Regions from separate parts of the Homo sapiens genome. Here all the other regions are linked to region 3. A link is an interaction called in ENCODE POLR2A ChIA-PET data of the cell type or tissue named here. Cell type or tissue: MCF 10A. All regions are shown on one strand. Region 1 has its middle 16 kb from the start of IGF2R. Region 2 has its middle 8.4 kb from the start of SOD2. Region 3 overlaps IGF2R (insulin like growth factor 2 receptor).

Region 1 (4,000 bases), 88 kb after region 3:
GAGAGGACCACTCAGTGTGGAAACAATGGGAAGTGTGTATCTGTCAGGAGTTTGTGCTTATCCAGTGCTAATGGCCGCGGCATTGAGTTCAAGGGTGGGACATGCCACTCTTGGGGAGGTATGCAGGGCCCTGGGGAGGTACACATTGGACCATGAGTGAGCAAAGAGACAGCAAGCCGTCTGCCAGGGAGAGGGGTGAACTCAAGCTAGGATCAGCAACCTGGAAATGTCACAGCTGCTTTTGCACCCGGGGAAGTCATAATGGGCTCCAGTTCACACGTTTGATTAATGACAGAACTGGGACCCAGGGGAATCCTAGTTTCTGATGCCAATTCCATTCTTTCCCATAAACCAACTATCTTTCCTTCAAGCCCAGCACAAAACTGTCCTTCTCCAAGACACCTGGCTTGCCCCACTTAGGCCCTAGGGACTGCTATTCCAAATGCCAGGGATACACCTTAGCTCTGACTCTCATTTGGCACTTACTGTATACCAGCTTGCATCACTAGGCAGTTTTCCATTTTTTGCATTTATTTCAGTGTGCTCAAAGGCAGGGGCTACATTTTATATTCTTTTTGGTCCCTACATCATATTATTTTGTGTGTCTTCCCCAGGACCTAGTACAAGGCCAAGCATGTAACAACATTCATGTGCTAGATGTTTGAGTTTTTAAAATATATTTTTAAAAGTTACTATTATTATTTTTTAGAGAGAGTCTCAGTCTGTCACCCAGGCTGGAAGGCTGTGGTGCAATCATAGCTCACTGCAGCCTCAAACTCCTTGGCTCAAGGTATCCTCTCACCTCAGCCTCCCAAGTAGCTGAAATTACAGTTGTGTGCCACCACGCCCAGCTAATTTTTTTTTTCTTTCAGAGATGGCATTTCACTATGTTGCCCAGCCTGGAGTGCTGGATGCTGACTGACATAGGAAAGTGTGCTCTGGGGACCCTCAGGGGCCATGGGACCCTTTCAAAGCATCTGTGAGGTCAAAGCTATTTTTATAATACTGCAAGACACCTTTCGCTTTCTTCACTGTCATTTGCACGTATGTGAGCAGTGTTGTTTCCCAGAGGCAATCTGATGTGTAATGATGTCACCTCTCCGCTAATGGCACACAGGCTTGAGTATTCCTGTGTGTTTATATTTTCTCCATTATAATCTTGACTATGGTAAATATCAACAGATACAACTCACATTTTAAAAAATCTCTTTGATTTTAAGAGTGCAAAGTGGTGCTGAAACCAAAAGGTTTGGGAACCTCGGACCTGGATGCTTCTGTGGCTACCTGCACTTAGCATCACTTGACATCATCTCACCATATCCATAAGTCACTCCACCACCCTCGTTATCTTTGTGAGAAAACCATTTGAGCAGCAAGAGGGTGCCCTTTGATTTTATGATACATTTTTCTGACAGGTCTGTTTAAGTCGGTCCTGCCAACTGTCCTAAAAAATAACTGTTGCCAAACAAGCAGGAACAACGTCTTCCCACCATGCCAGGCCTATAGACACTCTCATGGAAGTATCAATCTCATTAGGTTAAAAAAAAGTCTTTGGTTACAGGCTGCTACTCCAGAAAATGGTCCCTGAAAGGCAGCTGTTTCTAACTGCCCCTGGGCTCTGCGTTTGATTTTGCACCTTAAAAAAAAAAAAGCTGTGCTTTGCTGTTAAGCAATTCAGTTCTTGAGTTTGTGAAATAGCTCCAGTGTGATTACTGTGCAGCTCTTACAAGGATTTCCTGTTTCCCAAGAGTGTACTATAGGAATTGTGGTCACGGAAGTTGCAAAGGCTGGGGGCAGTGAAGGGGGACTCATTATATATGGATTATTGCTGTACATTTTCTGTCCCACAGACTCCATGCAGATGGTGTGATTGTTCACACGACGGGGGCAGATTTGCCATCAAAGGGACAGGAAATCTTGGCGGGAGGCACATGGCACCGGGAGTGTGTCCCCCCACTGACCTTGGCGTCCCTCCAGCAAATCTCGCCTTTTTGGTGAATGAGGAAGGCAGCTTGTGTGGCCTCTGCCATGGCGAATCAGGCTCAGGGGTTCCCATCACTGGAACTTGCCAGCTTTAGGCTAGGAGAGAAATCAGACCCATTTTACAAATGAATAGCAAATGCACACTCCCAGGTGTCATTAACTGTTTAATCATTTGTAAGTGGAACCCCTTCTGGGGGTCTCCCCGTGGGGATGACTGTTCAGGAGACAAGGTGGATCCTGGGTGTGTCGATAGAAGACAGCTGCTTTCTTTGCCTTGCTGTTGCCATTCATCAAGATTTCTGTGGCCTGGCTAGTCCTTGGCAGAACAAAAACAAAAGCCGATGACCCTGAAAGGTCGAAAAAGGTGTACAGACTGAAACAGGATTTATAAATCCCACAAATATGCAGAACTAGTCTCCGAGGTCCTTGAAATGATGAATAAGGTCCTTAACTTAGAGCACACACAGGACACCAGAGTCTCCGCATCCAAAACAATTCATTATAGTTCTGATCTTTCCAGACTCCAAAGCCGCCCCCAGGCCAGGTCCCCATCAGCTCCAGCCTCCTGATGACCTTCTGCCTTTCTCTATGCTGCACCTACACTGCAGCCTCCGGGCACATTTTATAGTGTTTGGATGCTTTAGAATCAGGTTTTCAAAGCTTTTGTCAGTGAATTTCCCCGCTCAGCTCTTCAATCCCACGCTGCCCCAAAGTCCTTCACTTGTAACCCGAGGGCCCCTGAGTGTTGGCAAATACTTGGTATTCGGCCCAGAAGCCACAAGCCTCAAGGCCAGGTAAGAAGATTCAGATGCAGATTCACAGAGCAGGTTTGCTGCTCCTAGCACTGGTACAGGAGGAGGATGGGAGGAAGAGGTCTGTTCTAGAGGAAAGCAAAAGATTGAGAGAGCGCAGAGCCAGGGTCAGGCAGCCCCGTGTTTGAAAGGAGTGAAGGAACCGGCTGGCAGAGACCCACTTCTAGCTGCTGTTGGGGAGGATGCCTGGCCTGTTGTCTGACAATCCACTGGTTTTAGTTGACTCAGCCTGTGCCTCAAGACTTTCCAATCCATCACCCGAGGGCCCCAAATGCTCCAAAATCCCCCTAGAACAGAAGATGAAGGTGCTTGTGGAAGTAAACTTCCTGGGGAAGAAGGTTGGGCAGGAGGAGGGGAAACGACAGAAGCAGTGTTTAACTCCCAGCAGGAAAGTGCAGAGAGTTACACATCCCCCTGGGGAATGGGGAAACTCCACCTTCAGAGTGGGAAATGTGTATAAAGATCAGAGCCATTTTCCACCCGAAAGGCAGCGTGCATCCTGTAAGTGTGATGAGGGATCCTGAGGGACATTCGGAGTGTGGATACAGGAAGGTCCCGGGGAAGGAGTCCAGCCCCTTACCTTCCAGGGCTGAGTGAGGAGCATAAACACCAGACAGAAACTTCAGGAAAACTCAAGAGCGCTTAGCCATTGAAGCTGCAAAACCGAAAGAGAATTCCCAGGCCCACAGGGCACCTGAGTGGTTGGGTAGCAGCAGTCCTGAGGTACATGCTCTGGTAGATGGGCTTGAGAGAAGCTTCGCAGGGTGCGGGGATCAGGGCGGCAAGGACATGGCTACAGTAGCTTGGGGGCCAGTGGTCCCGAAGGGGCTCTCCCGACTGGGATGAAGAGGACTAACAAAGTTGCCCCAATAATAATGTATGTCTTGCAGGGCAGTGCACGTCTTCAGAGGTATCAGCCTAAAATAATCAAAAAGGTCAGAATCTGGTTTTAAAAGTTTATTCAAGCACAATGGTTGAGAATGGACACCCAGGAGCATAGCTTCAAGTTGCCCTGAATACGAACACACAAAGGTGGTTCTCTCACAGTACAAAGTGATCCCTGGTACCCTAGAAGCCAAAGAGATCAGGTCATGCAATGCAAAAGAAAGCCGAGCTTTAGGCCTGAGAGGAAGCTACCTGTCCACGACTCCTCAGACTCCACGGGAAGACAGAAGATCCCAGAAAGGGGGTGGATGGCACTTTTT
Region 2 (4,000 bases), 340 kb after region 3:
GTTTAATATCCTGTAAGGCATGTGAGTGTACACTTGAGTGTATACTTTTACTTTTTTTTAACATATGGGACAATTTTAAGATGTAATACTAATACTTTAGGAGTTTCGTCATGTCATTTGTATGGAATTCTGAGGCTTTGGTTTAAATCTTTCCTTGTGATTTCCATTTAGAAGTATTGTACTAAGTGAAACTTGTTAAATCTTCCTTTAAAAAAAAAAAAAGAGGTAAAGCCTCAACTTCCATGTAGTAAGCTGCTTTCTTTGTCCACTCCTTGAAACACACACAACAGAATTTCCATACATACATACAAAAACAGAAGCCCTTCACTCTTGTCGCCCAGGCTGGAGTGCAATGGCGCAATCTTGGCCCACTGCAACCTCCATCTCCTGGGTTCAAGCTATTCTCCTGCCTCAGCCTCCCAAGTAGCTGGGATTACAGGCATGCGCCACCACGCCTGGCTAATTTTGTATTTTTTGTAGAGACGGGGTCTCTCCATGTTGGTCAGGCTGGTCTCGAACTCCCAACCTCAGGTGATCTGCCCACCTCGGCCTTCAAAAGTGCTGGGATTACAGGCGTGAGCCACCATGCCTGGCCGGAAGCCATTTTTTTTAAAGATGAGGTTTCACTGTTGGCCAGACTGGAGTGCAGTGGTGCAATCAGAGCTCACTGCAGCCTCGAACCCCTGGGATTAAGCAGTCCTACCTTAGCCTCCTGAGTAGCTGGGACTATAGGCAAATACCACAACACCTGGCTTTTTTTTTTTTTTTTTTTTTTTTCGAGATAGGGTCTTGCTCTGTCGCCCAGGCTGGAGTGCAGTGGTGCCATCACAACATACTGCATCCTCTGCCTTCTGGGCTCAAGTGATCCTCCCACCTCAGCCTCTCAGTAACTGGGACTACAGGCGCACACCACCATGCCTGGCTTTTTTTTCTTTCTTTCTTTCTTTCTTTTTTTTTTTTTTTTTTTTTTTTTGGAGAGATAGAGCTTCCCTGTATTGCTGCTGGCTGAGGTTTTAAAAAATTGTTTATAGGCTGGGCAGGGTGGCTCACACCTGTATTCCCAGCACTTCAGGAGGCCGCGGAGGTGGGCAGATTGTCTGAGGTTGGGAGGTTGAGACCAGCCTGGTCATCATGGTGAAACCCCATCTACTTAAAATACAAAAATTAGCTGGGTGTGGCAGTGCACGTCTGTAGTCCCAGCTCCTAGGGAGGCTGAGGCACAAGAATCACTTCAACCTGGGAGGCGGAGGTTACAGTGAGCTGAGATTGCACCACTGCACTCCAGCCTGGGTGATAGAGTGAGACTCAGTCTCAAGAAAAAAAAAAAAAAAATTTTATACAGACAGGGTCTTGCTTTGCTGCCCAGGCTGGTCTTGAACTCCTGGCTTCAAGGGATCCTCCCGCCTCAGCCTCCCAAAGCACCGGGATTACAGGTGTTAGCCACTACAAATGCGTAGCAGCATAAAGGCACAACTAACTACAGAGAATGTAATCTAAAGTATGTTTAAGCTCATCAGATTTATATGATAAAGTAAGGTCCCTTATTTGGGGCATCCATATTTTATGCCCATAAACCATTGAACTGAATAACAAGTCTCTTTCTCAGTAGGAAAAACCTTAGATACAAGGCAGGGAGATTTTGTTCTTGTTCTCTAGGAAAAAGTGAGAGAAAAGCAGCTGTGTATAGCACTTTCTAACTGTAAAGGTCACACTTGGGCTGACGGGGTGGGTGATCCTCTGGCAAGAAGGGGAATGAGCACAGGTTCTCTCCTAAAATCCCCACTGAAATGACTCATAGAATATACAAATTGCTGGGGAAAAGTCCACATTCAAGCTGGAAATGTTGGGTACCATTCAAATACCAAAAATGTGGGAGATTTTGAGATTCTACCATAGCACTGATGTGTGACTATTAACAGTAACAATGACTCATGGATGAGATCATGAAGTGATATTCCTTTATTGCCCAATAGGTCATTAAATTTGCTTCATGGGCTTGTTTTTCCTTCGTCCCTGGATCAAATGCTGGTCCCATGACTTTTTTTTTTTTTTTTTTTTGAAACAGGGTCTCACTCTGTCACCAGGCTGGAGTGCAGTGGCATGATCGTGGCTCACTGCAACCTCGAACTCCTGGGCTCAGGTGATCCTCGGGCCTCAGCCTCCCAAGTAGCTGGGACTATAGGCATGTGCTATCACGCCCAGCTTGGTCCCGTGACCTTTTAAAAAATATATGTTCTTTAGTAATAAAAAGTCTTATAATCACTTTAAGTTAGAACACAGGCTCAATTCACTATCCAAAATGCTCCCATGTGAGAAGCAAAACTCTGAAAGTGATTTAAAGTCAAAACTTCATCACAGGCCTCTAGCAGGCCAGCAGCCTACAGAGGGAGAAAGATGTTGGCAGCTGGCAGGTGCCTTCTCTAGCGTCTTGCCTTCTGCTGCTGCTGCTCATCTTTGAGCATGCTAACCATGGTTTCTCAAATCTCCAGGGATTGGCCTGGAGAGGAAGCAGGTGTGGGGTTATATTTATATTGCTCACAGTGGTGGCATGTGGGTGGAATACAGGGAAATCTTACATATTGTCTTGCCTGACAGTTGCTTTAAGTGGACTCCTTCTCATGGTTTTGGAGACCACCCCATCACTGAGAATTTGTGTCTCCTAGAGTTCAGTCTAAAAGCCGAGATCCTACATTGTGTTCCAGGGAAGCTTAAGAAAATTAGGTCTCTGCTTGATTTGGAAAGCTTAGACTGAACCTAAATGAAAATCAGGTCAGTAAAAAGTCAGAGTTTAACAAAGATAGATGTTATGTCCCAGAGACCAGACATTTAAGCATTACTTTCAAAGTGCACTCAGAGAGATATTTGTTCTTCATTTAGTACTTAGAGACTAAGTCTTATCCATGCCATCAAAAAAATGGGAGTTGGAAAACATGCCACACATGTTAACAATGCATTGATTTTTTTTTTTTTTTTTTGAGACAGAGTCTCGCACGTCACCAAGACTGGAGTGCAGTGACGCAATCTTGGCTTACTGCAAGCTCTGCCTCCTGGGTTCATGCCATTCTCCTGCCTCAGCCTCCCGAGTAGCTGGGACTACAGGCGCCTGCCACCACACCCAGCTAATTTTTTGTATTTTTAGTGGAGATGGGGTTTTGCTGTGTCAGCCAGGATGGTCTCGATCGCCTGACCTTGTGATCCACCCACCTCGGCCTCCCAAAGTGCTCGGATTACAGGCGTGAGCCACCGCGCCTGGCCAACAATGCATTTTAACTTAAACCATGTAAATGAATTCAGATGAAGAACCAGAAAATTACTGGAGCTACTGCATCACCACACTAGTAATGTGTTGTCTCTAATTTCCATTAATTCTCTAAAGTGGAGTGGCATTTAAAGACACCTGGAAACCAATCTGATCCCTTAAATGTTTAATAATTGTCCCACTCTTAAATATGTTTTGTCCACATCTAACTGAACAGTGATCATTTTTAGTGGCTCACCTCTAGTGTACCAACATATAGCTGACTAGTTCCTCAAACTAAATATCTTTAGCATGAAAATGAAGTTTTATTTTATGCGATTTTATCTAATTTCTCACCAGAGGGTAAATGCAGATGTAAGCTGGCACGAGAGGAGGGTGATGCAGGCCAAGATGGATTGAGTCCTGGGAGTTGCCTGAGATGGGACATAGGTTCCCAGAAATACTGTGATATCAATACTGTTCTCAGTGGACCACAATCTGGCATGGACCTGGGTGGTATGCGAGGCCACTCCTCCTGTGTACCTATTTTGGCTGCTCCGAGTAGATGTACAGTGTGGAGTGCAGCCCCTGGGTTGTGCTGGCCCAGAGATTCAGCCAGCCAAGATCCTTATGCTTGCTCACAGCCCTCAGTGGTCTGGGCTACTCTTTAGTAGCTTGAGTAGCCCTTGAGAGTCATTCTTGGAACTGTGCACCTGAAATCAATCTTACTCCATGACAAATCCTGGGATATGAACTAGAAGT
Region 3 (4,000 bases):
AAAAGCATCACCTAGATCTTCCATCCAGGCACAACTCACCCACTGCACACACTGCCGCGTCCTCGGGACACCCTCGTGCCTTGCCTTCCTGCAGCACTCTGTGACAAATATTAATGAAAAAATGCTTCTTCTCTGTTTCCGTCTGACTGCCATCCACAGCTTCCCAATTCTGCTCTGGTTCTGTAACAAAACAAAAGTGTATTTTAGCCAAAAGCAATGCTGATTTCTCTGAGTCACAGAATAAATAGTGATTAAGCCAAAAGTCAAGGGCTCAAAGTTCCCAAACCACTTCGTCACTCAATCCCCAGCGCTGTTTCTGGAACCCGGGCAGACTGAAAGCACAAAAATTCACCGAGATTCTCAGGTTTCTCATTTAATGTGACAGAAACAAACTACATCCCAATACTTCTTCAGAAGAGTAGGCCCAACTGGGGGACAGAGAACTGAACGGCAAAATTCTCCCAAGCCCCACAGTATGAAATTAGAAACTGAAAACCCAAATCAAGAAGCCAGCCTGTGTCTTGGGACGCAGTAGAGTGGTACATCATTGCTAGTACACCCCGCTTAACACCATTGCTAATACACCCCGCTCGGCCCCTGTGAAGGCCTGTGAAGCTAAAAGAAACCAGCAACCTCTTACACATCTGCAGACTGAGTGCAGGATGCAATGCATGCTACCACAGAAGACAAGCAAGGTACCACAGGTGGCCGCTGAACTCACAAGACTGGTGAGCTGGTCAGTGTGATCAGACACTGATTAGGCACCTGCAGGACGTGAGGGGGCACCAGCTGAGTGTCACCAGCACAGCAAGCAAGGGCGAGGGCATCCACAAAAAGCAAACCACACGGCGAACAGTCGCTGAAGGAGTAACTTACAAAGTGTGTCAAGGAGGAGGTAAAGATATAAAAATACACGTTCTCATTTGAAAATGCTCCCTTTGCAGGTTGGGTACTGGGGTTTGGAAGGCAAAACCCCATGACTCATCAGTGGTGATACAGTACATTTGGAGAAGTACTTTCCAATGTCAACAGCCTAAAAGAAACCATACAAGACTGTGCATGTGAACAAGGACCTGCCCTAAACACTGGAAGTCTGGGGTGGAGCCAGGTGGGCTGTAAAGTCTTAAGGGACTTCTTCAAGCAGTAAGGAATGGTTTTAGCTCTCCCTTCATAATTTACTTAGGGCTATCTACGCACAAATACCACGAAATACTGCAGATTCCAAGAAACCAGAGCTATGTCAGGAAGTCTGTAGATTGAAAAATGTATCTCTCCTTATCTCATAGATCCTAGGTTGTCTCTTATACACAGTAATGTTTAAAAAAAAAAAAGTTAACTTAAGGAATCTAACAGCACCACCCAGTTCACCGTAAGAAACCCGGGCCTGGAGAGCAGCTCGCTCAAGCAAATGTGGTTGGATGCGGCAACACCAGTCCTCAGCCAGGTCTCCAACTCTGCAGCTAGAACTCTTTCCACTTCACAGAAAACCAATGTCTTCACTAGCACACATGTGCCAGAATTAACTATGGCACCGTTCCCAGCAGCACACAGGGTGTTTAACCACAACAGCACTGCCAGCACTCCCTGCCCAGGCGGTTCACAGTGAGGCAGGTTCTCAAACACTCCACAAGAGGGATTCCTCTTTCTAACCTGGTATTTAGCAAACCAGGTGGGACTCAGAAGACAGGAGCAGCAGTGCTGTCACCCTGGCAGTTTTATTTTTCTTTAAAAAAAAACAAGATACATGTGGAGAACGTGCAGGTTTGTTACATAGGTATACATGTGCCATGGTGGTTTGCTGCACCTACTGATCCATCCTCTAAGTTCCCTCCCCTCACCCCCAACCCTAAACAGGCCATGGTGTGTGCTGTTCCCCTCTGTGCCCATGTGTTCTCAATGTTCAACTCCCACTTACGAGCGAGAACATACCGCCAGCAGTTCTGTGACTGTTCTGGGTGGTAATTACATGAGGCAAGTCATTCTCTCTGCTTCGGGTCATCTCCCCCTTACAGAGGCAACTGGCTTCTGTACACCTAATTTGAGCTGCCAAGAGGGTAAAACCAGAAATCCCCCCCATCAGATTATCCCTGCTTGAGACTCCCATTCTTATTATTCCACCTGCTCTGTTTCCTGCTAAATTCCAGGCCCCCAAGGACAGGGGTTGTGCTGTGGGGGGCGCTGCTGCCTCCTTGGCACCTCATCCGGTGCCTGCCGTGCAACAGCAAGCTCAGCCTCGAGTACAAGCCCACTGCACGCTGAGGCAGCGGTGAACAGCAGCCCAAGGTGCACATCCATCTGCCTAGAGGATCCAAACAGAAGAACCCCAGGGGGCAGAGGCTGCAGATCCCACCTCAGAGATGGAAGAGAGGCAGTGTGTAAAAGGGTGAAAACACAAGGTCAAAAATGCTGGTCTCAAATTCAGTTATTTCACCTCCCAGTCCAATGCTCCTTCTAATAATTCACACAGCCACATGAAAAAACTGGGGGAGGGCTGTGACGCAACCCACTGACAAAGAAAATAGTAACCGCATTTCCAAAAGTACTCATGGGAAAATGTTCCATGAGCATGTGGACTAAGACCCGCATGGCAAGGAGGGCAGTACCTGCATGGCGGACCAGCGCGGACAGGTCATAGCGCTTCTTCCCGTCGGTGGCACCGCAGAGGAGGTCTTCCTTCTCCTTAACACAGGCGTATTCCGTGTCCCATGTGAAGAAGTAGGTGCAGTCAACCTCCCCTGTGAATACAGGAGTTCCTTTCCCATCGTTACCTGCACAATTCAAGAGGAGAAATTTAAACTCCATACGTGACCAAAATTGAGGAACAGCTAAGGAGCAAGGAAGAAACTGAACAGGACCAATGCCAACTGCTCCGTTAAAAAATTCAGGTCCAGGTTTTTTTAGAGACCATGGGGATCTGAGTTGACACAGGCTTCTATTAAGCTTCAGATGCTTAACCCTAAGTCCTCGATGGCAGGCCAGCATGCCTTTCACCTTGGGAGACATTGACAGAAGGCTGTGTACAGCATCTCCAAAGATAAGATTAAAAGGGCAGGCAGGAGGAACGCAAGAGCAGTGAGTGGGATCCTCTGCTCCCGGGCTGTGGTCAGCTCCCAGAGGCTCCTGAACATCTCTGGGTGACACTGGGGACTCACAGAAAGGAGGACAGAAATGGAGCTCTAGTTCCCTGTGCACTGCTGACTTAGTGATGCGACTGTGAACAAGACAAGTTCTCTGGGACTCATCCCTAAAGTAAAACAAGAGTGGAAGCCATCTATAGTCAGTCGCTCCCAGTGAAGCACGCCAAGGTCCTATGCCAGCCCCACAATGTTAGCAGCACAACTCCAAACAGTGCTGAAATTCTGTGGTTCCGTCAGTGCACCTGTCTGTAACACCCTCCTCAAATCAAGCCTCTTCTTCCACCAAGAGTGAGCCACCCAGATTTCCCATCCATCAGCAGGAATAGTTCAGGCCTAAGTCTGAAAACCAGCTCTTCACAGGCCACGTCCCCATCCCATGGACGCTGAGATTCAGAGGCTTTGCTGACTTGCTCCTTGCTGGAAATCCTATCCCTGCACCTTTCCAGGCTAGGGGTCCGTGGGCACAACACTCCTTTTCCCACCCCTGATGGTTTCATAATCCTTGTCTGAGCCTCCCACCATGTGATCTGCCTTCTTGAGGTTTGGTATCATAAGCTAGGTAATGATCTAAGAAAACAGGAAGTAAGATTCTGTACCAAGAGCAAATGATATTTCAATTGTAATTTCTATCCAATCTTTAATATTATCATCACTATAATTATAATACCAGCCACAGCGGCAAACCTGTAGTGAGCACAATCTCAGCCAGGCACTGAGCTCAGCACCTCGGCTACATAAAGGCAAGCTGCAGAAGAACAGGCTCTGTTTAAGTACTTTCTTTATACAGTTACGTGCTGCATAACAACATTTGGTCAACAACAGACTGCATATAAAACGGTAGCCTCAAAAGATTATAGTATCGT

Evidence for each region. ChIA-PET counts read pairs that join two places held together with the same protein. Peaks named below come from ENCODE experiments on the same cell type or tissue, not always from the same donor. Only the 100,000 strongest peaks of a DNase experiment are listed, where the experiment ranks them.
Region 1: POLR2A ChIA-PET joins it to region 3 with 5 read pairs; 3 of 35 experiments call an interaction of 5 or more read pairs at or near these places.
Region 2: POLR2A ChIA-PET joins it to region 3 with 6 read pairs; 1 of 35 experiments calls an interaction of 5 or more read pairs at or near these places.

Annotation. Positions count from the first base shown.
Region 1 is chr6:159,951,212-159,955,211 of GRCh38, reverse strand. No RefSeq gene overlaps it. Among named protein-coding and RNA genes, the nearest start is that of IGF2R, 16 kb to the left of the region's middle. In MCF 10A, no CTCF peak of the experiment used is centred here; DNase peaks (open chromatin) are centred at 1,721 and 1,961.
Region 2 is chr6:159,699,628-159,703,627 of GRCh38, reverse strand. It overlaps a transcript of SOD2 not described here. Among named protein-coding and RNA genes, the nearest start is that of SOD2, 8.4 kb to the right of the region's middle. In MCF 10A, no CTCF peak of the experiment used is centred here; DNase peaks (open chromatin) are centred at 1,887 and 2,987.
Region 3 is chr6:160,039,328-160,043,327 of GRCh38, reverse strand. It overlaps IGF2R (insulin like growth factor 2 receptor), which reads right to left. Exons shown (of 48, transcript NM_000876.4): 11 at 2,604-2,768; 12 at 40-180. Among named protein-coding and RNA genes, the nearest start is that of AIRN, 34 kb to the right of the region's middle. In MCF 10A, a CTCF peak has its summit at 1,644; DNase peaks (open chromatin) are centred at 247, 1,017 and 1,537.